Regions from separate parts of the Homo sapiens genome. Here all the other regions are linked to region 1. A link is a loop called in an ENCODE intact Hi-C map of the cell type or tissue named here. Cell type or tissue: heart left ventricle. All regions are shown on one strand. Region 1 overlaps ADARB1 (adenosine deaminase RNA specific B1). Region 2 overlaps ITGB2 (integrin subunit beta 2). Region 3 has its middle 24 kb from the start of PICSAR.

Evidence for each region. A loop is a pair of places that touch in the nucleus more often than their neighbours do. Peaks named below come from ENCODE experiments on the same cell type or tissue, not always from the same donor. Only the 100,000 strongest peaks of a DNase experiment are listed, where the experiment ranks them.
Region 2: it touches region 1 in a loop (3-fold over the local background); 24 of 110 quality-filtered maps call a loop at or near these places.
Region 3: it touches region 1 in a loop (2.3-fold over the local background); 3 of 110 quality-filtered maps call a loop at or near these places.

What each region holds. Positions count from the first base shown.
Region 1 is chr21:45,125,756-45,133,755 of GRCh38, forward strand. It overlaps ADARB1 (adenosine deaminase RNA specific B1), which reads left to right. Exons shown (of 11, transcript NM_001112.4): 2 at 2,647-2,818. Among named protein-coding and RNA genes, the nearest start is that of ADARB1, 55 kb to the left of the region's middle. RefSeq lists an enhancer at 7,758-8,000. In heart left ventricle, CTCF peaks have their summits at 3,067 (motif pointing left) and 3,977; DNase peaks (open chromatin) are centred at 3,056 and 3,872; H3K4me3 peaks cover 686 bases; H3K27ac peaks cover 3,322 bases.
Region 2 is chr21:44,888,564-44,896,563 of GRCh38, forward strand. ITGB2 (integrin subunit beta 2) reads right to left here. Exons shown (of 16, transcript NM_000211.5): 9 at 6,408-6,497; 10 at 4,841-4,981; 11 at 3,246-3,433; 12 at 1,415-1,659; 13 at 713-932; 14 at 130-332. Among named protein-coding and RNA genes, the nearest start is that of PTTG1IP, 19 kb to the left of the region's middle. In heart left ventricle, a CTCF peak has its summit at 4,398 (motif pointing right); DNase peaks (open chromatin) are centred at 2,068, 3,438, 4,418, 4,788 and 3 weaker places.
Region 3 is chr21:45,024,875-45,032,874 of GRCh38, forward strand. No RefSeq gene overlaps it. Among named protein-coding and RNA genes, the nearest start is that of PICSAR, 24 kb to the left of the region's middle. RefSeq lists enhancers at 3,540-4,039, 6,352-7,019. In heart left ventricle, no CTCF peak of the experiment used is centred here; a DNase peak (open chromatin) is centred at 4,883; H3K4me3 peaks cover 484 bases; H3K27ac peaks cover 590 bases.

The sequences.
Region 1 (8,000 bases):
ACTGGTTCACTGCATTGTCTTTTCAAAGAACCAATGTTTATCTTTGTGTACCTGCCGTTATATGTAATTAATACAGGTTGAATTTCTTACTAGTTCCCTTTTTCTGTTTTCTTTGAGCTTACTTTGTTCTTCTCTCCCTGACTTGTTCAGGTAGGCACTCTTTAATTTTTTTACTCCTATTCTAGCTTGAGCACCGAGCTATAAAGGTCCCTCTGATGTACTGCTTTATCTGTGTGCCACACAATTCTGTACATAATCTTTTCTAGTTTTAAGTTCTAAGTGTTTTCTGTTTTCTCCTGTGATTATTTTCTTTTGTCTATGGATTATTTAGAAGTGTATTGCTGAACTCTCAGACATATGGGACTTTCTAGTTATACTTGGCTTGTTAATTTCTAGGCTCATGGTATTACGATCAGAGGATGAGCTCTGTCTGATTTCAGCCACCTGAAATATGTTGAGATTTTCTTTACGGCTGGGATATGGTCTATTTTTAGAAGTGGCTCATGTGTCCTTGAGGAGCTGATGTGTGATGCACTGTTAGGAGCAGCGTCTTGCATGTGACCACCATGCAGCTTGTTAATTGTGTTGTGCAGATCTTCCATCTCTCCACTGTTTTGTTTTTTCAGCCGCTGTCTGCTGTCTCTGTCACCTGCTCCTCTCCACTCCCTCCATGACAAAAAGACTCCGGTGTTTTTGACCATCTTTTATTGCGCCCCTACTGTGATCTTAGTCACGGGGCCAAGCACTCTACATCTGTTCCTCCATTTAATCCTCACGGCACCATCTGCGGCGGGTGTTCCTTGTGTCCTCGTCCTGTCCTCATAGGAGCAAGCCTGGAAGGGGCTGAGTCACTGTTCAAGTCACACGACTGCAAGGCTGAGGTCTAGGGTGGTGGCCTGGACCCCTCTTTCCTGGAAGCCATGCTTTTCCTGAAACCCCTTGCAATACTCCTGGCAAGTATGGCAGTTTTACCTCAGTTGGTATGAGTGTACTCAAATGGGAGGCAACCATTCTCACACTTGATGTTTAGACTTTGCAGCTTCCAAAACCCACTCTGCATATCACCTGCTCCCTCCTCAAAGTGGCTGGGCTTCCCATGCAGTTTCCCATCCTGCAGACGGCCCAGGGAGGTCAGATTTCTTGGCCAGGCTTGCAGAGTTGGTGGGACATGATGTGGGCACTAGAACCCAGTTCTGTAAATCTTGGTTTCATGTCCTTTCTGCTGTGTTTTTCTTTCTCTGTTTAGGCGGTGGACTTTTTGGTGTGTAAAGCTTCTAGAATGGATTTTACTTCTTTGTGGCTCTTTGGATTGAGGGAGGGGCTAGGTGCCATCTCCAGAGAAGCTTGTTCAGCTCATGCTCACTCGGGGCCCTTGCTCTCTGCCCACTGGGGAGGGGCTGTGGTGGAGCTGGATTCGGACTGAGTGGAGGCAACGCTGAAGGTCAGAGGCCAACGTCCTTGCACTTCTTGACACTCTCCACCCAGGCGTGGTGATTGGGACCGCTGGGGAGGGTGATTTGGGAGCTTGAATCTGGTGTGGGGATGATGGGGGTCATTGATAGTGGGGACAGTTCTGGACATGTGGCCCTCATTCTCTGTGCTGGACAAGATGACTCTGTGACCTGTAATTCCAGGCTGATAGAGCATTTTCAGTGACAGCCCATTTGACTTGATGGTGCTAGTGCAGGACACAGGTGAGCTTGTCTCTGTGTCTTAGGTCTGTCCCAGCAGACGAGCTGACGTGTGTTGTAGATGAATGTCAGCTGGTCACAGGTGGGAGGTTTGGAAGGTAGCCTCCAATCTCCTCTGAGGACTGCAGCAGCGACCGGGGCAGCAGGAACGCATTGTGATGGCCTGGCCAAGTCTGCATAGCGAGAGTCGAGCCACTTTCACGCGCACCTTATCCCACACTTCACCTCCTTCCTCCAGGTTCCCACTCAGAAACCCGCTCACCCCTGGACACACCTCCCAGAGACTTCTCTTTGGAACTCTGCAATGGAGAAACCCATTGCAGACTTCCCCTTCTTTTGGATATCAGTTTGCTTTTCAGGAAGAAAATTTTAATACTCCATATTGAGGTTTTATAATTATATTAGCATGTTGAAACATTTTCTCTAATGGCTTGCTGGTTGAAAACGCTTTCACACAGAGCAGAAACTAGATGGAGATACTGTTTCACAACCTCTGCTTCAGAAGCAGAGGTGGCCTGTAGCTTCCAAACCCGGGCAGAGCACGTGCAGGGATGGTGCGTCTCTGTATCTGGACTCACATTCACATGTGTGCATGTGTAGGGGTGTGTGCATATTGAATTGTAAAAAAGATGAGTACGTGTGAGATTCTGCCTGAGACTCCAGTCCTCAGTGTGTGGCCTGGTGCCGCTGATGCCGAGATGTTGGGCTGGCAGCGATCTGCCTCCGTCTGTCACAGGTGCCTCTACCTGCTGCAGGCAGACGGACGGAGACGTGATGGATTGCGCATATCCCCTTTACAGATTCGGAAGAGTACATTTAAAATAACTTAAATTTGTATTTAGAAGACTTTTCATGGAGAGTATTTATTGTTATAGAGTTCACTTCTGAAATGGTGACAAAGCTTTTGATACTGAATCAAACAAGTGTGAAGTTACCGAATCTCTCTGTTACACAGAGTGGAGCCTTTCAGGCTGGCATGGAGAGCTTAAGGGGCAACTGAAGGAGACACACTGGCCAAGCGCGGAGTTCTGCTTACTTCAGTCCTGCTGAGATACTCTCTCAGTCCGCTCGCACCGAAGGAAGCTGCCTTGGGATCAGAGCAGACATAAAGCTAGAAAAATTTCAAGGTGAGTAAAAACCTGTAAAGATCTGATCAAATCTGACTGGTAGAAATGCCTTTTTCTTGATATAAACCGCTTAATTAAGCCTTTTGGCTTGCCTTTGAAAGATGCTTTATTGAATACTTCCCGGCACAGATGATCTGTTACTGTTGGTTGATTTCTAATCTTACTGCAGCCTTAGCTCACCCATGAGTCCCTCCTGCTTGTTCTGGGGTGGTGCCTGCTGCCCTCCAGTGGCATGTGTGGCACCTGCTGCCCTCCAGTGGCATGTGTGGCACTTGCTGCCCTCTTTGGGGTCAGTTCACCATTTATTGAGTCAGTGCTTCATGCCGGGCACTAGACTTGGTGAAAGCCTTTTACCATCAATTATTATTTTCTTAGGAGTAATTAAAAGAAAATTTTCCTGTAATCCCAGCACATTGGGAGGCTGAGGCAGGCAGATTACTTGAGGCCAGGAGTTTGAGACCAGCCTGGCCAACGTGACGAAACCCCATCTCTACCAAAAATACAAAAATTAGCCAGGTGTGATGGTGCACGCTTGTAGTCCCAGCCTCGGGAGACTGAGGCAGGAGAATCGCTTGAACCCGGGAGGCAGAGGCTGCAGTGAGCTGAGATCATGCCGTTGCATTCCAGCCTGGGTGACAGAGCAAGACTCTTTCTCAAAAAAAAAAAGAAGAACATTTCTTTAGTACTTATTTTTGGCGACTATCTCATGATTCAGCGTCTGCTTTTGAGAGAAGTTGTGACAAATACTAAAATCCCAGTAAAATTAGTATGGTGTCAGATTAATTTACTTATGAGCAGCTGAGTGACTAACTCAGGAAGTCCAGTTGTACATTTCCAGGGAAGCTTTTTCATGGGTTCAGATGAGATGAGGGGAAAGAGAAGGTGTCAGAGGGCTGCTGCTGGCTGGAGGAACGCAGGTGTGCTCCTGTGTCCATTTGCTCTGTGGATACTGACGAGCGCCCACTGGGCCTCAGATGCCCTCTGGGCATGGCAGGGACCAGGCGCTCGCTTGGCAGCTCTCATGTGAGCCGCTCACTGGACACAGCCGTGCTCCCGCCTGGGAGTTCGGGATGGCATGCAGAGCTGTGGGGAGGGAGCGGTCACCAGGGCGTGAGTGTGGACAGATGGGAGTGGCTGGTGCAGAGCCATAGGTAGGGGGCGGTCACCAGGGCGTGAGCGTGGATGGATGAGAGTGGCTGGGAGCCTAGGGGGGACGCCGTCTTTGGGGAGTAGAGACACACCCATGTCTGACTACTGGGTTTTGAGTTTGTGCCAGCAAAGGTCCTGCTTGCCATTTCTGTCTGTAAATGTCAGGAATTTCAGGTAACTGGTTCCCTAGCGAGACCTTTAAAGGAGGCTTTATCTTCAACCGATGCTTTTTTTGGGGGGGTACACAGGCAGTCCAAGTATGGGAAGGTCAAAATCAGGTCACCTTTATCATGGCTTGTGCTGTGGGATGGGATTTTATTTTCAGCCACAGCGCTTCTTCTAGCTTAATTAGTGATAGGAAATCAGCTTCTCTGTAACCAGAGGTTATTGAAAGAATGAGGATCCCAGAGTTGGAATGAGTCTGAAAGAGACGTTGTGGTTTAATATTGCTAAGTTAAGTGTCGATTTGTGACTACCTATTTTTAACATGCCACAGAAGTAAAACATTGCATTAATTATGCCATATATGTGAAATAGCAAGTATTTTTATATAATATAACTGTGCATTGGAGAAATGAATTATTTATAATCCTTTGCACCAATAAATTGTTCTTAAAAGCATAGAAAAAATAATCAGGCCAGAAGGAGATATCTAAAGCATGTGCTGAGAAAGCAAAACTGAAGAGCTGGAAATTATAAAATATTACGACATGATGAGTCATATCTCCTCCTCCTGATTCTGTGTTACTAAATGCTAGCTGCGAATAGAAATCGTGTATTTCCTTTCTTTCATAAAATAAGAGCTAATTTCGGCAGCAAACAGTTTGGCGTGTTATTCTTTTCCCTTTTCAGGGTGGTTTAAATAAAAATAAATAAACATGAAAGATTTTGGCTGGAACATCTTTGGAAGCACGGCCGTCCTCAGCCTCACTGCACTGTCTGGTTTCCCTCTGAGCCTCCCTCCCGGGTCCTGCCTTAGTGCTGTCTGTGCCGTGTAGCCACAGGTCGCACTGCAGGGCTGTGGGGAGTTATTTTTAGTTTCAGGCAGACTCACTGTTTTTGCCTTTCTTTTTGCTTGAAAAGACTGAAGTTATTTCTTGTGTTTTTATACATGAGATTATCTTCTGAGGCTGGAACATCTTGGGGGGATACAATAGATAGAATTCCTATAGTAATTCCCCTGCGCAAGAGGAATTGCTGAGGAGGGCTTCGGGAAACCTTGACTCTTGTTGAAGCCTGGAAAGCTTTCTCAGTCTTTCTCATTGCCACCCCACACCACATCTTCTTTTTGTAACAAATATTTATTAACTCATCTTTTTATTTTAAAATGAAGTTCACAGAAGATATTACCTTATATAATTATAGCCATATAATGTTAAAAAGCAGTGTCATGCTGAAATGTAATATAAAGAGAAACTGAAGATACATAATAAAATAGTTTTCTATGCCACTGTATGGACATTTAGGCACTGCTGCTTTCACTCGGATCACTGAGTGGTGTGGGCCTGTCAGTGCAGGCAGATGTGGGGTAGGTACTGAGCTGGTGACCTGAAAACCATAAGCAATAGAGCTGAGTGGCATTACTTTCTGAAATGGTCAAACCTGAAGGAAGCAGTGTTCAGTCTTCCCTGTCTCTAGGTAGTCTCTGTATTTCTGGAACATTGAGTGTATGTTAAAAGTATAGAAAAATGCATTGTGTCAATCCAAAACTCAGCTGGGCTGGGCTTAGAGAATTATGAGCAGCCTTTCCACCTGCATGGAAGTCCTTTTGTGCAGGACAGTTCCTTGTTTCCGGGGTGGCCCTGCTCCCTCCAGGAGGTTTAGGAGTGCCCATGTCACCATGATGCCTACGCCACTTCTCATGTTGCTACCTGTTGCTACCACCGGGCATCGCTGCCGCCTCCTGCTCTGTGCACAGTGTGGTGTGGCCGCCTGACCGACTGGTCAGGAACTAAAGTTCTCTCGAAGCCTTGACTGAAAGGAGAAGTGAGGAGGGGCATGGAGCCCAGTGCCAAGAGGCAGCTGCGTCTTTAGGGGCTGGCACTTTTCAGAGGGGCTCTTGGGGCCAGAAGGAAAGAGCCGTCATTCAAGGCTTACACAGCGTGGAGGTGCCCTCCCTGGGGTGTCCTGTGTGCTGACCTCTGTCCTGGTGCCTGGCGGTGTCCTGGCGCAGAGCTCCGCAAGCCTCTGCGGGGCTCTTCTCTGTGTGGAGGTTCTCGAGATGGGCAGTCCGGGTGGATGGTCAGGCCAATGAGGGCCTTCGAATGAAGCACATTATTGTAAGGATGCTAATTCTGGATCCTCAGATATTGTGACAAAAACTTGACATTTTTCTTCCTTCAAAGTAATTTATTGACTAAAATAACCAACTGAGCAAAGGTGATGTTTTAGTATCTAAATATTCCAAAAGATTACTGAAATTTTAAAGTAAAAATTTGGCCAAGAACGAGAAGTCTCTGAATGTGCTTTTCTGGCATGACCCCTGTCACCAGGAAGCTGTCAGTGTGGTGTTGGGCCTGATTGATTCGCATCAGCTCAGGTGGCGTCCTATTGGAAGGTCGGCAGTGGGAGAGCAGCTGGCCAGGTCAGAGGATTCATTTCTGTCTGAAGCTTTGTGAGGAACTAAGATGGCTTTTCCAGTAGCCTCTGTCATTCCAGAGAGTTTTAAGATTGCTTTTATTTGTTCTTCTACCCTGGAACTAGGAAGCCAGACCCAAGAAATGTATCCACACCAGGTTTTGCCCATAGTTTTTAAAAATGTTGAATTTCTTTAACTTGAGGCCCTCACAATTTTCTGGGCCCCCATAAGTTATAGAACAGGGACCAGGCCTGCTACCTTGTGGGGGCTGGGTGGGCACTGGCTCCCCAGGGCACAGATCCTTCCTGTGGGTGGGCTTAGGGGATGTGAGGGATTCACTTTCAGATGTGACACTCCAGATGTGGGGTTGGTGGCACATTTTTTTTGTCCGGTTACATCCAAGTAAAAAGGAGGACAAATTCTTACTGAACCTATGCAGTAAACTCCATTGTCAGGAAGAGTAAAGTGTCTTAGCATGAGTGTTCCTGAATTCTGAAAGTTCAGGAGAGTAAGATGTTACCTAGAGAGTGTTTTATTTCAGCTTTGAAAGCAGAGTCTACTGGATTTAGGGCTAGAGATAGACGAAGAAGAAAGAGAAGGGGCTTCTTTGAGCGCACATTAGAAAATACACCATAAAAGAAAATACCGACAATCTTCCAAAGCCACAGTCAGCGTTTCCCTGCCAGCTCCTCCAGTCTTCCTTCCTTCCTGTCTGCTGGGTGGCGGCTCATCTGTCAAGTTTTCACAGTCATGTGCTTCTGGGCGCAAAGCCCTGGTGAGCCTGGCTCGTTTCCCTGGTGGAATCGGACAGTTGTCGAAGGGGTGTCAGCCTCTGTTCAGAAGCCTGAGCCCCTGATTCTGTTCCTTGAAGTGTCAGGAGTTAAGGTGCCTGTATTGAGCAGGGGCTGCCGTTGCTTCTGACTGAGGGTCCTCTTCAGGCCCACTGGCTCTTGGCAGAGCTCAGTTCCTTGTGACCATAGGCCTGTGGCGCTTGGCTCCTGGAGACTGCCCATAGCCCCTGCCCTGTGGCCCTCTTCCCAGCATGGCAGTTTGCCTCTCAAGGCGTATAGGCAGGGTCTCCCCTCTTCCTTTCCTCTCTGACTTCTCTCATCCTTCAGGGGTTTACCTGATCAGGCCAGGCCCACCCAGGAAAATCTCCCTTTTGATGAACTCAGTCAGCTGATGAGATGCCTTAATTGCATCTGTAAAATCCCTTCACCTTTGCCTTATGTAACACTATATCCCATCATGTTCACAGTTCCTCCCGCCTGCAAGGCAGGGGAGTGTACAAGGTGTGTACCCCAGGGGCAGGATGCTAACACTGCACTGACTGAGAAAAGAATTTGTCTTACCTGTACCTGACAGGTGTGTACCTGAAAGAGGTGTGTGCCCGACGGTGTGTGCGACCGATGGGTGTATGCTCGACAGTGGTGTGTGCGCCCACCGGGTGTGTGC
Region 2 (8,000 bases), 240 kb before region 1:
ATGGCTCATCCACCCTGCTGGGCCCACAACACTGGAGGTGAGATCCTCCTTCCGCACCACCCTCGCCTCTGCGGAGACCCCGCAGCCGGAGCTCTGGAGCCGGTCCCCGCTGCACCCCAGCGGCCTCACCTCGGCTCTCATCCACATAGATGAGGTAGCGGTCCATCCCGTCCTGCTGCTCCAGCGTGTAGGCCACCCAGCAGCCCTCTGAGTCCCTCTCCTTGCAGGTCCTGCCCTTCACGGGGTTGTTCGACAGCTGCAGGCCCGGACACGCCGCGCTGCAGTTCTTCCCAAAGGGGCCCTTTTCGAACTTCAGGCACTCGGCGCAGGAGCTGCGGGGAGCCAGGTGTGAGCATCGGTGCCAGGGTGTGCGGGGGCTCCGGCAACGGGGGCTCGGGCTTGGGTGTGTGTCCACCAGGGGGGGCAGGTGGGGTTGGGGCGCCCTCAGGCCAAGGAGGGGGCCCAAGTGGGGCAGATGCGGGTGCAGCGGGTGAACTGGAAGCCTGATCCCAGGGCCCGCGGCAGGTGCGCACAGGAGGGAGGAGGGACACAGGGGCACGGCGGCCGCGGAGGGCCCCTCAGTCCAGACGCACCCGCAGAGAACCCCGCGGTGCAGAGGTGCTCACTGGGGTCCCCGAGTGAGCCCGGCTGCTGGGTAGGTGGCCGGGGAGTGGGGATCCCTGCCCGCCCTGCCTGCTCCGCCTGCACTCACATGTACTTGCCACAGGGTGAGGGGCAGCCGGGGCACTCCTGGCACAGAGGCAGCTGGTAGCCTGAATGGCACTCGCATACGTTGCAGCGGCACCGGCCACGACCACTACACTCAACACGCCGCGGGTTCAGGCAGCCCTCAGTGGTCCTCTCGCACTGGCACGCTGAGCCCTCAAAGCCCGGGTGGCAGCGGCACTTCCCGCAGAAGCAGAGCCCCCTCCCTGGAAGACGGGGCAGCACGGCTAAGCTCCTGCTTGGCCTGGGAACCGAGACCCGCCCGAAACCCCACTGCGGTTGCTCCCTCCGGCCCGCCTGCCTCCTCCAGCCTGGGGGATGTTCCTGAGCAAAAGGCATGGGGCCACTAGCCAGGCCCTTCTGCCCCCGCCAGCCACGTGGCCGCCTCCTGGCCAGTCTGGACCTCCCCTGCCCTGCTGTGAATGGGACCTCAATAGGGCTATGACCGTTCCTCCTGTGGGCCCTCCCCACAAGGACGCCTTGTCCTCATGGACACAGAAACTGAGGCAGGGCGGGGTGCAGGGCCATCCAAGTTCCTGCTGACGCCCGGTGGCTGGGCGAGACTTGCACTGTCTGTCCTCAGGATCCCCCCTTTCTGTTCCACTCGTTGAATGGTCCAGAACGCACCCCCCAACACCAAGTCTGTGCCGCAGGACGGCCGTTGTCCAGCAGGGACCCACGGGCTCACCCGGGCCGCCGCAGACCTGGCCGTTGTAGCGCTCACAGTTGATGGTGTCACACTCGCAGTACTGCCCGTATATCAGCTTGCCGGGGACGTCGCTGGTGTGGCACAGGCACTGCCCGCAGACACAGTCCCCCAGCCCTGAGCAGATGATGGAGTTGTTGTCCTTCCGGCAGCTTCCTTCCAGCTCCTGGCTGCTCCGGCCCTGTGTCTGGCACTCACAGTTTTTCCCAATGTAGCCAGTGTCACACCTGGGGACAGGAGGGGCCCCAAGGTCAGGCTCCCCCCAGTGATGTGGGACAAGGGACAGCCGCCCTGTCCTCCAGGCCCCTTGCCCTTGGTGGAGAACACCCCTATGGCACATTTTGCTTTCCTCGAGGCCTACTGAGCACTTGCCACGGACTAAATGTGCTCAAAACGTGCAGGGGCCCCGCGTTCCCTCCCCAGGATGTCCCGAGGGGAAAGCAGACACCTGGCCTTGGCCTGCGCATGCAGTGGCTCGGCAGGCTCACTGTGGAGCTGTGTTGCAGCCATGCACATGGCCTGTGCTGCGATACCGGTGCTCTGTGAGTGGCTGGTGTCTGCTCCTGCGTGCCCCACATGGTGGCCAGTGGGGACTCGGCACTGCCTCCTGCCACAGCCCCGCCCTCCCTCCTGCGTTCGTGCACTGACAGGCCAGGTTGTGGGAGAATGCAGGGACAAGGGGTTTTTACAGATGTGGAAGCTGGCATCAAGCCGCTGGCAGGCAGGAGCCACACACACCCTGAGGCATCCTCAGAGACGGCACTGCCACGGGCTCTCCTGCTCCCCAGAGGAGGAAGCTGCAGGACCGAGTGTCTGAGTACCTGTGGCAGGGCACCCCCCGACACCTGCCAAGTGTTCCGACTGAGTCACCCCTACAGTCCCGTGAAGAGGCCGCCCCAGGGCTGCACACCCAGGACAGTGGGCGGGGTGGCCACTGAGGCACGAGGACAGCAACAGAGACCACCAAGACCACAGAGACCATCATTGTCCTGAGATATGGGAGGAGGCTGGGGGCAGCAGGGACCTGAAGGTGAGGAAGGGCACTGCCACCAGGACGTGGATTGGCACTGCGGTCAGGACAGGGGAGGAGGTGACCAGAGCAAAGGGGGCAGAGTCCTGGGAGGTCAGCCTAGCAGCTCTGGCCAGGCAAGCAAGGAAAGGGGGACAGCCATCCAGCCCCCGGGCAGGCCGCCTGGCTGAGTGCCATGTGAACCTCCCCACTGGGTCCACCTGTCCCCCACTTCTCCCTGAGGTGGGGTGCCCACGCCTGGCAGGGGGTGTGCACGCCCAAGAGGTGGCCTATGGGGCCCAGGCTCCCAGAAGCCATCACCTGTCCCAGGAGGCTCTCTAGCCACCCATGCCCCAGGGCTGCCAGCCTGATGGCCTTGGGTCCCCAAGGTCAGAGAGAAGCCAGCTCCTAGGGTCAAGGAAGGTCGGGCAGAGAAAGTGACCCACTCAAGGCCATGGGCACGCCCAGCGGGGACTCCTTGTGCCCCTGAGATGGGCCTCCATCCTCTGGTGAGGGGGTCCTCCTGCCCACAAGTCCCCTGCCTTGGGTCCTCCATGGCCAGAGAGTGTAGAGTACAGGCTGGCATTGCTGGTGCCCTGGCTCAGGAGCACGGGTGAGGGCTTGCCGAGGGGTTCTGGGTTCCAATCCCAAATCTCCCCACCTCCTGCAGAAGGGGGCCCCCAGGATGCCTGCTCCGTGGGGTGGGGGAAGGGATGGAGCCACCTGCACCCACCTCACCTGCCGACACCTGCCCTGTGGGGTGGGGCTCGGGGATGGTTCAACAGGGACCTGCGCCCGCCTCACCTGCAGATGCCGCACTCCAAGAAGCCCTTGCCATGGCAGAGGCTGCGGTCTCTGCTCTGGTCCCGGCACCGGCACTCACACTGGGGAAGAACCTGCACGGTCACTATGTCCGTGAAGCCCAGCGCCCGGATGACAAACGACTGCTCCTGGATGCACTCTGTGGCCGTGACCTTCACCTGGAAGGTGATCTGCAGGGCAGTGCTGGGCTCAGGTGGGGACCCTCGGTGGCCAGGGTGGCAGCCCAGCTCCCAACCCTCACCTCCTGGCCTCTGCAGGGGTCCTGGGGGGTTCAGCGTGGGGAGGAAGGGGTGACCAGGAGCAGGAAGAGCTGATGCTCAGATCCGAGAGCCAAAGTCAGCCGGCAAGGAGGTGCTCTGCCCGCACTCCCGCACTGGCCGGCACCAGGATCTCCCCGGCCACACATCAGCAGAGACATGTGACACGCAGACAGCAAATCAGGAGAAGCTGAGCACACTCCCACTCAGACCACCCAACATGAGGGAAACGTTCTGGTGAGAATCCATGGGACAGCTGGGCGCCGCGGCTCACGCCTGTAATCCCAGCACTGTGGGAGGCCGAGGCGGGTAGATCATCTGAGGGCAAGAGTTTGAGACCAGCCTGGCCAACATGGCGAAACTCTGTCTCTACTAAAAATACAAAAATTAGCCGAGCGTGGTGGCACACGCCTGTAGTCCCAGCTACTCAGGAGGCTGAGTCAGGAGAATCACTTGGATTGTAGTGAGCCAAGATCGCACCAGTGCACTCCAGCCTGGGCGACAGAGCGAAACTCCATCTCAAAAAAAAAAAAAAAAAAAAAAATCCACAGGCAACATTTACCAAGAAACATGTTTGAAGGAATTCCAAAGTCATATTAAGAAAATGCAATGAAAGCAAGTGTCTTGCTGAATATTATTTCACAGCTAGCAAAAAAAAAAACAAAAAACAAAAAACAAAAAGAAACAACAAATGATTGGATAATAAACTTAAACCTGAAAGATTAGAGAAGGAACTCAGTGTCCATTCCTAACCACCTGTGTGGCCCATGCCTTAATGTTTCTGTCAAAAAAACAGAATGAAACACGCAGAAAATCATGACAACTAACCCTACCCAGGTTTGCCGTTTGCGCCTGTTCTGTGTGTCCGGCGTCTGCCCCCAGGGGGCGCAGCCATCACTCCATCCCTCAGTCTGCAGTGGCCTGACCCAGGGATTTGGGCTCCAGGTTGATGAGTAGGACTCTTGGGGGCCAAGGCGTGTGTGAAGAACCCTCCCAGCACCCTCTCACTGAGAAGCACCCTCTCGGCACCCTCTCACTGACGTTCCTGACATCAGCTTCACAAGGAAAGCGTCTGGCCTCGGCAGAGAGGATGTGAAGGAAAGAAACAGGGTCCTTCCAGTGGATGCTGCCTGCTCCCAGACAGCCTCTGATGCCTGTGTGCCCCTCCCTGCCCCCGTCAGAGTGCTGGGATGGGGACCCTGGCTCCTTCTGGCTGTCCCCAGGACCCCTCAGTGTGCTGGGATGGGGACCCTGGCTCCTTCTGGCTGTCCCCAGAGCCCCTCAGCAAGCTGGGATGGGGACCCTTGTGGCCAGGCTCACCGGGACATTGATCTGCACGCCATCACAGTCACCTCTGGGCTGGTTCCTGTGCGTCACTCCATTGCTGCAGAAGGAGTCGTAGGTGACTTTCAGGGTGTCGGGGAGGGCGTTGTGATCCAGGAAGACCCTGGAGGAGAGTTTCTGCGGGCAGAGAGCGGTTACTCTTGGGGGCGAGTGTTTCTGTTGTCCTGGCCCTGCCTGGCCCAGCGGTTTAGACCCGTCTCCACTTCTCCTCTCAGTGCAAGTCCCCAGTGTCAGCTAATGACACAGAGGAGAGCACAGCAGGATGTGCTGAGGATGGCAGGGCTGCCAGGGCCACAGTCCTGCCCTCGAGACAGCCTGACCACAGGGACTAGCATGGAGCCAGGGTGTGAGCCTCAGGGGTGGGAGCTTCTGCTGCTCCTCAGCCTTGAGTCCCCAGGACCTAGCACAGGGCAGGAGCTGCATAAATTGTTCAAGCGATAAGAGAGATGGGGAGAAACAGAGAGAGGCAGAGACAGACAGAGATGGGCAGAGCCAGAGCCAGAGACAGAGAGATGGAGAGAAACAGAGAGAGGCAGAGACAGAGACAGACAGAGATGGGGCAGAGACAGAGAGAGACAGACAGAGAGAGACAGAGAAAGAGAGACAAAGACTGAGAGACAGACGGAAATTGAGAGGAGGCAGAGGGACAGGTTCATAGGGGCATCGGGTGAATGGCCAGGGCAGTGGCGTCACCTGCATCCTCTGTGTAAGGACAGAAACACCTCGGGCAGTGGCTGGCACCCAGGAGGGTCTGCTCTGGGGGTTTGGGGCTCACGGGAGGCTACGAGAAGCAAATGGCACCTCCTCCACGGGCCTTCAGTTTAATTCAATGACCCAACGTTTGTCGGAGGCGCTAACGTGCTGAGCTCCCTCAAGCCAGCAGGACCTTTGGCCTAGAAGGATCCAGGCCAGAATTCTGAGAACATCTCTCACCTGGGGGTAGATTTCCAGAGCAGTCGGGACCTCTGGTGCCTGGGGCCCTGAATGGCACCTAGTGCGCACCTATGCCTACCTATGCCCACCAGGGCCATGGGCTCCCCAGGGGAGCAGCCCAGGGTGCAGCTCGATGGGCCGTGCACCAGGGAGAAATTCAGGGGTTAAGGGCTTCTCTGGAGCTTGCCCAGGACAGGTGAACAGAGCAAGAGGAATTCCACCCCCCAGGGTGTCTTCCCAGGGCCCAAGTCCACTGTGGGGGTTTCCTGTGGCCTCCTCCTGCCCCAGCTGCACTGTTTGCCACCAGAGCTGTCCACCTCCCTTCTCCATAGAGACCCGCAGAGAAGAGTCTGGAATGAAGAGTCCGGAGCTCAGGTTTCAGGGAGCATCGCCCACAACATCAACGAGAGAGGACCCAGAGCTCCCCGTGGAAGTGCCGGGCCAGGGTGTCCTGGAGGCCTGAGGGCAGGTCGGGAGGCTGCAGCTGGCCCACGGGGCAGGGGCTTTCCTCCCAGACCACCCTCCTGCTGACCTGCAGCAGGAGCTGACCTGCAGTGGGGAGATTGCTGGCCACCCCATGGGTCCCAGCTGAGTGGTGCGGGAGACTCACATTGTAAGCATTCTTAATGAGATGGACCACATTGCTGGAGTCCTCAGACAGCTCCCCCACGGCTGACTTGGGGATGATCTCGGTGAGTTTCTGTTGGGCAAGAAGACCAGACATGGCACGGCTAGGACCTGTGCCACGGCATCTCCACGCACTGGGCTCACCCCAGGGGCTTCTGCACCTGCAAAATGGCTGGGACGGTCCTCAACGCAGTTTTGCACTTGGTCCCCAGAGTGTGTGGTCAGTGATGTGTGGTAAGAGGTTCTTGGGGGTAAAAAGCCCTGAGCTGCCCAGGGGCCACGCCTGGAATACCAGTACTCGGGAGGCCGATGTGGGAAGATTGCCTGAGCCCAGGAGTTCAGGACCAGCCTGGGCAACATAAGAAGACCCCATCTCTACAAAAAGTACAAATATTAGAGTGGTGTGGCGTCACATGCCTGTAGTACCAGATACTCGGGAGGCTGAGGCAGGAGGATCACTTAAACCCAGGAGGTGGAGGTTGCAGTGAGCTGAGATCGCACCACTGCACTCCAGCCTGGGCGACAGAGCAAGACCTTGTCTCAAAAAAACAAAACAAAACAAAAAAAACCCAGGCCAGGCATGATGGCTCACGCCTGTGATCCCAGCACTTTGGGAGGCCAAAGTGGGTGGATCACTGAGGTCAGGAGTTTGAGACCAGCCTGGCCAACATGGTGAAACCCCGTCTCTACTAAAAATACAAAAATTAGCTGGGCGTGGTGGTGGGCACCTGTAAGCCCAGCTACTCAGGAGACTGAGGCAGGAGAACCCAGGAGGCGGAGGTCGCAATGAGCTGAGATCACACCATGGCACTCCAGCCTGGGCAACAAGAGCAAAACTCTGTCTCAATAAAATAAAATGAAATGAAATGAAATGAAATGAAATGAAATAAAAAAATAAATAAAATAAAATAAAATAAATAAAAAATAAAAAAAAAATTACTGTTGCATCATGAGGATAAGAAAAGAAAGCAAAGCCCTGAGCTGCAGCATTGTCCAGGCCTGCCCGTGTGAGTCCTCCTGCCTGCGGTGTGAGTGATCCCGCCTGCGGTGTGAGTGCTCCCGCCTGCGGTGTGAGTGATCCCGCCTGCAGTGTGAGTGATCCTGCCTGCGGTGTGACTGCTCCCGCCTGTGGTGTGAGTACTCCTGCCTGTGGTGTGAGTGATCCTGCCTGGTGGATTTCAAGCTCGCAATATCACTGGGTTGGGAGGACGTGCATGGTGGCCAGTGTTGGCCAGAATTTCCACCACACAGGTAGGGAATTCCTACCACCACACAGATGGTAGGCGGAAGTAGCCCCACGAGGGTGGATCACAGTAAAATCACCAGGAAGCCATCGGCTCTTGGCACTCTACTGAGTTTCCATGGGTGTTAAACAGCCCGGTGACATCGGTTCTGGCCGGCCAGATGCACAGGGGCGCAGCCAGCCTCCCCCATGCTCACACATGCTCAGCTTCTTTCATGGAAGATTGCGGCATCATTTCACCTTCCAGGAACACGGAGCAGATGGTCGGGTCACCTCCCCGCCCAAACCCTCCCATGACTGCCCTGCATGGGCCCAGTCCCTTCCATGGAGCTC
Region 3 (8,000 bases), 100 kb before region 1:
CACACTGTCTTCCACAATGGTTGAACTAATTTACACCCCACCAACAGTGTAAAAGCGTTCCTATTTCTCCACAACCTCATCAGCATCTGTTGTTTTTTGACTTTTTAGTAATAGCCATTCTGACTGGTGTCAGATGGTATCTCGTTGTGGTTTTGATTTCTCTAATGATCAGTGATGTTGAGCTTTTTTTGTGTGTGTTTGTTGGCCCCGCATGTATGTCTTCTTTTGAGAAGCATCTCTTCATGTCCTTTGCCCACTTTTTAATGGGATTGTTTTGTTTTTTCTCATAAATTTGTATAAGTTCCTTTTAGACTCTGGATATTAGACATTTGTCAGATGGATAGATTGCAAAAATTTTCTCCCCTTCTGTAAGTTGTCTTTTCACTCTGATGATAGTGTCTTTTGTTGTGCAGAAGCTCTTTAGTTAGATCCCATTTGTCAATTTTTTTCTTTTGTTGCCATTGCTTTTGGCATTTTCATCATGAAATCTTTGCCTGTGCCTATGTCCTGAATGGCATCGCCTAGATTTTCTTCTAGGGTTTTTATAGTTTTGGGTTTTACATGTAAGTCTTTAATCCATCTCAAGTTAATTTTTGTATATGGTGTAAGGAAAGGATCCAGTTTCAATTTTCTGCATATGGCTAGCCAGTTCTCCCAGCACCATTTGTTAAATAGGGACTCTTTTCCCCATTAGAAGCATTCCCCTTAAGATCAGGAGCAAGGCAGGGTGCCCACTGTCATCATTCTAGTCCACACTGTACAAGGCCTAGGAAAGGGTCACAGGAAAGACAAGAAAAAGAAATGAAAGGGGCTTAAAAAGATAGAGTGTCCATTTCTAGATAGAATGTCAACACACCAGGGCTGGGATCAGGGGCTCCACCCTCTTATCCTGCTGTGCAGTCGTCCTCAATATGTGGTTGCTAACTCCTAGTCTAGGATGGCCGCCCATGTGCCAGCCATCATGCTTGTCTTCCAGCCAACCGTAGAGAGGTAAATGAAAAGGAGGTATACCTCCTTCTCCCTGTTAGGACATTACTAGTGAGGCCTAGACCACTTTTACTTCCATCCCACTAGCCAGAGTATAATTGTATTGTTGGAGTTAGAATCCATCGTTTCTGGATGGCCCAAGTCCTTAACAAACGGAGGATGGGACGGGGGACCATTAGCTCAGCCTGGAGACAAACACACGGAACTGAAGGAAAAGCCCAGGCAGTGGGCAGACTGGTGGCCAAGCCAAGACCTGAGGTCCTCTCTCCCTGCGGGGAGCTGTGCTGGGCCGCCATTGTCTGCCACCATCCATGGCCTGCGCAGGCCTCCAGCCCCTCGGAGGCTAGTTCAGGAGGCTGGGGACAGCCTTGTTCGTTGATGGCACCTGGAGCAACGTGAGGGGTGCATGAGCACTGGCCGGGTTGTAGGACACCGAGTGACGTTGTGCCCCAGCGTCACTGGGAGAGATGCTGGAGCAGCGGTTTTGCCTTGCGGAGCTGTGTATTGGCGGGGAGGGCTTCTAGAAAATGTGCAGAGCACAGTTGGATTTTGTTATAAATTTCAGCAGGGATATTTTTAGCTCAAGGACTCAGGAGAAACCTGACTGTGCAGCCCCAAAGTCCCGAAGGTGCCGTCATAGCCTGGACACCGGCTGCACAGGCTCCACTGGGTCCAGGCAGCCGCCTTTGGGAGGGCCAAGCTCTAGGTCTTGAGGGGAGTTGAGGCCGCACAGCTCCTGTTATGGGCTTCGTGCGCCCTGGAAGGTTTTCCCTGCTGGGCACAGGGACCGCTGGGCCACAGTGAGGCACTGGCTCTACATTTAAGCCATGAGGATGTTGGGGCTACACTTGCTGCAGAAAGAAACAGACATTGCGCAGGGGACATGGCACTGGAGTCTGGCCTGCGCTGTGGCTGGGTGACAGCGCACAGGTCATCAGGGCCTCTGGAGTGGATATGGTCATTCCTGCAGGGGAGAGGACAGCGTGAGACGTGCCCATGGGAGGCACCTGTATTTCACTGAACGCCTTTCAGACAGTCTCAGAGAGATGGAAGAGCTGACAGCGTCTTCCAGAGGGAGTGGGGACGGGGTGGCCATCTGGCGGCCACGCCGGGCCTTGGCTTTCTTCGAGTTTCGGTAGAAGAATCCTCTGACCCCACCACAGGTCCAGCCCAGGCAGGGTCTCTGTGATGGTGGAGCCAGGAGGCCGTGACCTTGCAGATTTCTCCTCAAGCTCATTTGTAAGGAGGGAGTGGCCAGAGGACTGGAGGATGTTTTGCCATGGATGGGGCCTGCACAATAAATAGGCAGCTCTTGGAGGAAACGTGAGGTTTCATCCAGCAGACCCCCCAAGCCACTGCATCTAACGTCTGTCCTGCAGCTGGGGGAGGGGTGGTGAACTCGTCCTGTCACAAGGCAGGGACCAGGCAGTGAGGAGGTGCTCCGGGCTGGGTGCCGAGAGAGCGGGTCCTTCTGGAAAGGGCTGTGGACACAGCAGGGAGGCTGGGCATTCAGGTTAAAGTCAAACCAGACCAGATGTGCAGAGACTCTCAGGACGGACAGAGGGTCACACAGACACAGGGGCAGGAGTACTGAGCTGGGGCCTCCCCACCAAGCAGGGTCTCGGGCCGAGGGATCAGCCCTGGCAATGGAGCACGTGGGGAGAGTGCCTCCTCCCTGCACACATGGGCCCTGAGTCCACAGGGGCCACAAGATCCCCAGGCAGTGTGGCCCTGGCTTTCGGGACCTGGGGCCTCCCCAGGCATGTACACCGGAATCCCCTGAGCACCGCCAACGACAGGTACCCCACACCCAGGAGGGCATGTGGATGAGGAGAGGGGCTCAGGCAGGGCCTTTGCTGAAACGCCCAGGGGTTAAGATTTGCTTGTAGATAAAAAAATCCCTATTCTAGGAACTTACCTGGGATACCTATCCATTAAGATATGTGCCCCTAATACTGTGTCAACACCTCACCTCATCTTTGTGGAGGGTCCTTGCCCCCTGAGGAGAGGGGAAGAGTTGAGCTGGGTGGGCCAGAGCCCCCTGTACTCCTGGGTGCTCCCCAGCCTACACTCAGCTCTGGGTCCTGACCCTGTCTCCCTAGGCAGCCGGTTGCATCCCCTCTGTGCAGAATGTGAACCCCCAAGCAAGGCCCTGCTCCCCCTGGGCCCCAGAAGCCCCTGGGGGCCATAGGGTCCTGAGGAGTGACCGTCTGTCTGGGGGTCACAGCGTCCTGCGGAGGGACCGTCTGTCTGGGGGTCACAGGGTCCTGAGGAGGGACCGTCTGTCTGGGGGTCACAGGGTCCTGCGGAGGGACCGTCTGTCTGGGGGTCACAGCGTCCTGCGGAGGGACCGTCTGTCTGGGGGTCACAGCGTCCTGCGGAGGGACCGTCTGGGGGTCACAGGGTCCTGAGGAGTGACCGTCTGTCTGGGGGTCACAGCGTCCTGCGGAGTGACCGTCTGTCTGGGGGTCACAGCGTCCTGCGGAGGGACCGTCTGTCTGGGGGTCACAGGGTCCTGAGGAGGGACCGTCTGTCTGGGGGTCACAGCGTCCTGCGGAGTGACCGTCTGTCTGGGGGTCACAGCGTCCTGCGGAGGGACCGTCTGTCTGGGGGTCACAGCGTCCTGCGGAGTGACCGTCTGTCTGGGGGTCACAGCGTCCTGCGGAGTGACCGTCTGTCTGGGGGTCACAGCGTCCTGCGGAGGGACCGTCTGTCTGGGGGTCACAGGGTCCTGAGGAGGGACCGTCTGTCTGGGGGTCACAGCGTCCTGCGGAGTGACCGTCTGTCTGGGGGTCACAGCGTCCTGCGGAGGGACCGTCTGTCTGGGGGTCACAGCGTCCTGAGGAGTGACCGTCTGTCTGGGGGTCACAGCGTCCTGCAGAGGGACCGTCTGTCTGGGGGTCACAGGGTCCTGCGGAGGGACCGTCTGTCTGGGGGTCACAGGGTCCTGTGGAGGGGCCGCCTGCCTCTTCTGGCTTCTGGAGGTGCCTGGGGCTCCTTGGCTTGTGGCCACACTATCCCCATTCCTGCCTCTTAGTCTCTCATAAGACTTGTCATTGGATCTAGGGCACCCTCATCCCAAGATCCTTAACAGGCTGGCGTGGTGGCTCCTGCCTGTAATCCCAGCACTGTGGGAGGCTGAGGCAGACGGATCACCTGAGGTCAGGAGTATGAGACCAGCCTGGCCAACATGGCAAAGCCCTATCTCTACTAAAAATACAAAAATTAGCCAGGTATGGTGGCGTGTGCCTGTAGTCCCAGCTACTCGGGAGGCTGAGGCAGGAGAATCACTTGAACCCGGGAGGCAGAGGTTGCAGTGAGCTGAGATCGCGCCACTGCACTCTAGCCTGGGCAACAAGAGTGAAACTCCGTCTCAAAAAAAAAAAAAAAAATCCTTAACATAATGACCTCTGCAAAAACCCTATTTCCAAATAAGCCACATTGACAGGTTCCAGGGTTACGGTGTGGACATCTTGAGGGGTCACCATTCAGCCCACTCCAGAGGGGTCCATTGAGCTGGGTCCTCTGCAGGGCTGTGGCCTGTGCTGGGTGGAGACAGTCCTGGGGTGCTGGAGGCAAGCGGGGCTTCACTCAGGGCTGTATCTGGCTGCCTCCGAATCGCAACAGAAGCTCAACAAGCCTGGAGCTCCCTCAGGGGGCTCAGTGGCCTCTGAGACCTCCCATCTTCCATTTTCCCCTAGAGCTGGCCATGCCTGGGGACTCTGACCATGGGCCCCAGAGAGCGCTGCTCCCCTTTGGCCAGCGACAGGGTGGCCAGGCCCAGGATCTGGAGGGAGAAAGCTGCTGGCCTTCTCCAGGGTGCAGCCTGGAGCTTCCCTGCTCTTCTGCAGCTGTGCTCAGCTACGCTCCAGGGCTGCGCTGATTTCCGCTGTCAGTGACTTAAGCCAGCGTCCACGGCCAATCAGCACAGCACTTCTGCCTGCTGCCTGCTGGGTTCAGACCAGGCTGGGTCTGGTCCCTGACGGAGGATGCAGTTCTCATCCTTCAAGCACAAGCCTACAGGCAGCCCCTTGTCACCGAGCGTGACCCTGCCTCAAGGCCTCCTCCTCCCTCTCTTGAGTGAGTGGAGCAGAGCTGGCCGTGGCCTCCCTGCCTCCGCTGAGCCCACCACCAGTGGGTTTTGTTCGGGGCTAATGAGGCGCGGGAAAGGCGGAAGGTGCCGGCGTGACAGCTCAGAAGATGGAACTAATGAGACCTTGTTGCTGGACAAAGGTGGCATTCAGGGTGTCCTTTTGGCCTCGGCCCCCGACTCCCAAACGGGCCCCTCTAATCACAGATGGTTCCCGGACCTGTCCCAGCAAAGGGTCCTGAAGCCCCGGCTTTGCTGTGCAGAGGCTCCTCCCAACCTGGGTTTAGCCAGGCGCCTCCTCGCCTGCCCCACCCCCTGCATCTGGTCACCTCACCCCTCCAGGCGCAGTTTTGATGGAGAAAACCAGACGCTGTGGGAGCCCAGGCCGGCGTCTGAAGTCCGAGGTTCCAGGGGCCACAGAGCCCCGGCCTGGACTCACAGGGGAACTCCCTCACGGCAGGTGGGCCTCCTGGGTCTTTGTCTTCCTCATCAATTGGCAATAGCTAATCAGTGGTGGATTTCTGCAGGTTTGGCAGCTGCTGCTCCATTTGAAACAGCTTAAATGAGCTAAGAGCCAACTCAGCGGGTAAAACTGTAATCAGTGTACAAACAAATTGCACTTTCATTTAGTACATAAAGCACGGTAATGTTATGAGTGGATCAGAACTCACACGATTCAAGTTTACATTCAGAAGCCAGCAAAGCCGCTTTAGAATTACAAAGGGCAAGTTCCCAAGAGGTCTTGCTGAAATCTCAGCCTCTCCCCAAATGTTCATTTCCCACTTCCAACAACTCTCTAGAGTTTTGATGTGTGAATTGCCGAAACTTTTTAGGGCATTGCTTCTCCTGCTCCAGCAAGTGTGAGTCACTGAGTCCTGTGAAAATGCAGAATCGGATTCTGGCCTGGAGGGACCGTGTGTCTCTGAGCGTCTCACAGGGGTGCTGGTGCAGCCACACCATGCCCAGCATAGGCGCGCTGATCCTGAAAGCCCTTTGTGTCCTGGAAGCCCCTCCTGTTCGTGAAGGTTTGGAGAGAGGAGAAGGAAGTCCTGGGTTCCAGGGGCGGGGGGGCAGGGCGGGGTGCTGCAGACCAGGGGCAGCTGCGAGGGTCTCAGGGTGCAAAGCCATTCCCAGGGAACTGCAGACCTCACCGGGGCAGCCTGGCCTGCAGGGAGGTCCCAGGGGAGGCGACTGTGCTGGGCCAGGAAACCGCCTTCTCCTTCAGTGGAACACAATCCACACTCATGGCGGAAAACACAGGAAATCCATAAAGACGCAAAAGGAAGCCACGAACACTCTCATTTATTTAAAATTGGACAACTTATTTGAAATTGTCTATAAGGCAGACATATCTGAGACGCCAGATGGGGGCTGAGCGTACCGAGTAAAGAGGGGCTGACCCCAGACTTCTGATAGACAGGAAAACAGCAGTTCCCCTAAACCTCTGGGGCCCGGGCCCCCGACACACAGGCTCCTCAGTACTCTCTAAAGTATGCAAGGAGCTCGCTTGAGCACCAGGGGCAAGAACCCAAGAATCTGGGGCTCCTGGTGCCTGAGACTCTGAAGGTTGGGGTGCATGAGACCAGGCTTCTCCCACCTCAAACCGAACAGCCTCAGAGGACGGGGTCAGAGGCTGGGGGCCAGGGTCTCTGTGGAACCTGAAGGAACGGAGAGAGGGAGGGAGAGAAGCACCTGAGCCCTTCCCAGCAGGCAGGGCTCCAGCCCTGTGACCCACCCGTGCCCTCAGCTCCAGCCAGGGCGGGGGCTCATCGGCCCCTGCCCGGAGCTCCCCCACAGTTTACAGGGCACACAATTACCATCCCCACCCAGCAGGAGCCGGAGTAGAGAAGCAGAAATCCTTCCTTTGTTAATCATTTTCCATCAGAACTTCGTTTTGGCTTGGAAAGTAGGCCACGGCCAGGCTGCGGGGGGTGGGGAGGCCTGGACCCCCACGCGGCTGCTCTGAGCTCAGAAGGGTCAGCCGCCCAGTTGGAAGCGTTTTATTTTCTAACTCAAATACGTATTTATAGCAGAAGAGAGATGCTCCAAGGACGGGCTCCCTCCTGCCAGGAGCTGGAGCAACCCGGCCACTGTGCACACAGCTCTGGGGGAACGTCGCCTCACTGCCTGTCCTTGCCCCAGGCCCCTGCAGTGACAGACGGGGGCTGGCTTTTCCCCGAGTGAAAGTTGTCAGAACCAAAATGGAGACACTTGTGCTAGAACCCTGGCAACGGAGCCGGAGGTGGCCACGAAGGGGGTTCTCACACACGAATGCCTGATAACAAGAACGGAAAGACTGTGAAAAAATCCACAACCTGGCACAAAGGCTGCTGCAACCTCGCACAGAAATTGCTCTGGAGGACATCGAGGTGCCAGGTGCTGCTGTCCAATCACACCTGGAGCCTCCCTTGCTGCTGGTCTTGGGGAGGCGGGCTCCAGCTCGAAAGGAGGCACACAAAACTGCTGGGAAACGGGCCGGGCAGGCAGGGGCGGGGCCGGGCGGGTGAGGACATGGCTTCTGTGCGCACGGCCCGGCGCGATGGCTGGTGTGGACCCCTACCTTTGGAACACGTGGGGCCAGGCCGAGGGGGTTCCGCCACGTCTCCTGGGCAGAGCGCCAGCCTCAGTCACCGTGTCACTGTGTGTCCCTCCACACCCCGAGTCCTGGCAAACCAAGGCAGTGCAGGAGGACGCCTGGTGCCCAGGGTGATGGACATGGGTAGCACATGGGCCCCATGTGTCCGGGAGCCTGGGGCCTGGTGCACCAGGTCTCAGCTCCTTCCCACCGTGGGTTCTGGGCCAGTTGCAGGCAGAGAACAGAGCGGGTGCCTGGCTCAAGCCGGCCAGTGTCTCCCCCATGTCTCAGCTCCTTCCCACCGTGGGTTCTGGGCCAGTTGCAGGCAGAGAACAGAGCGGGTGCCTG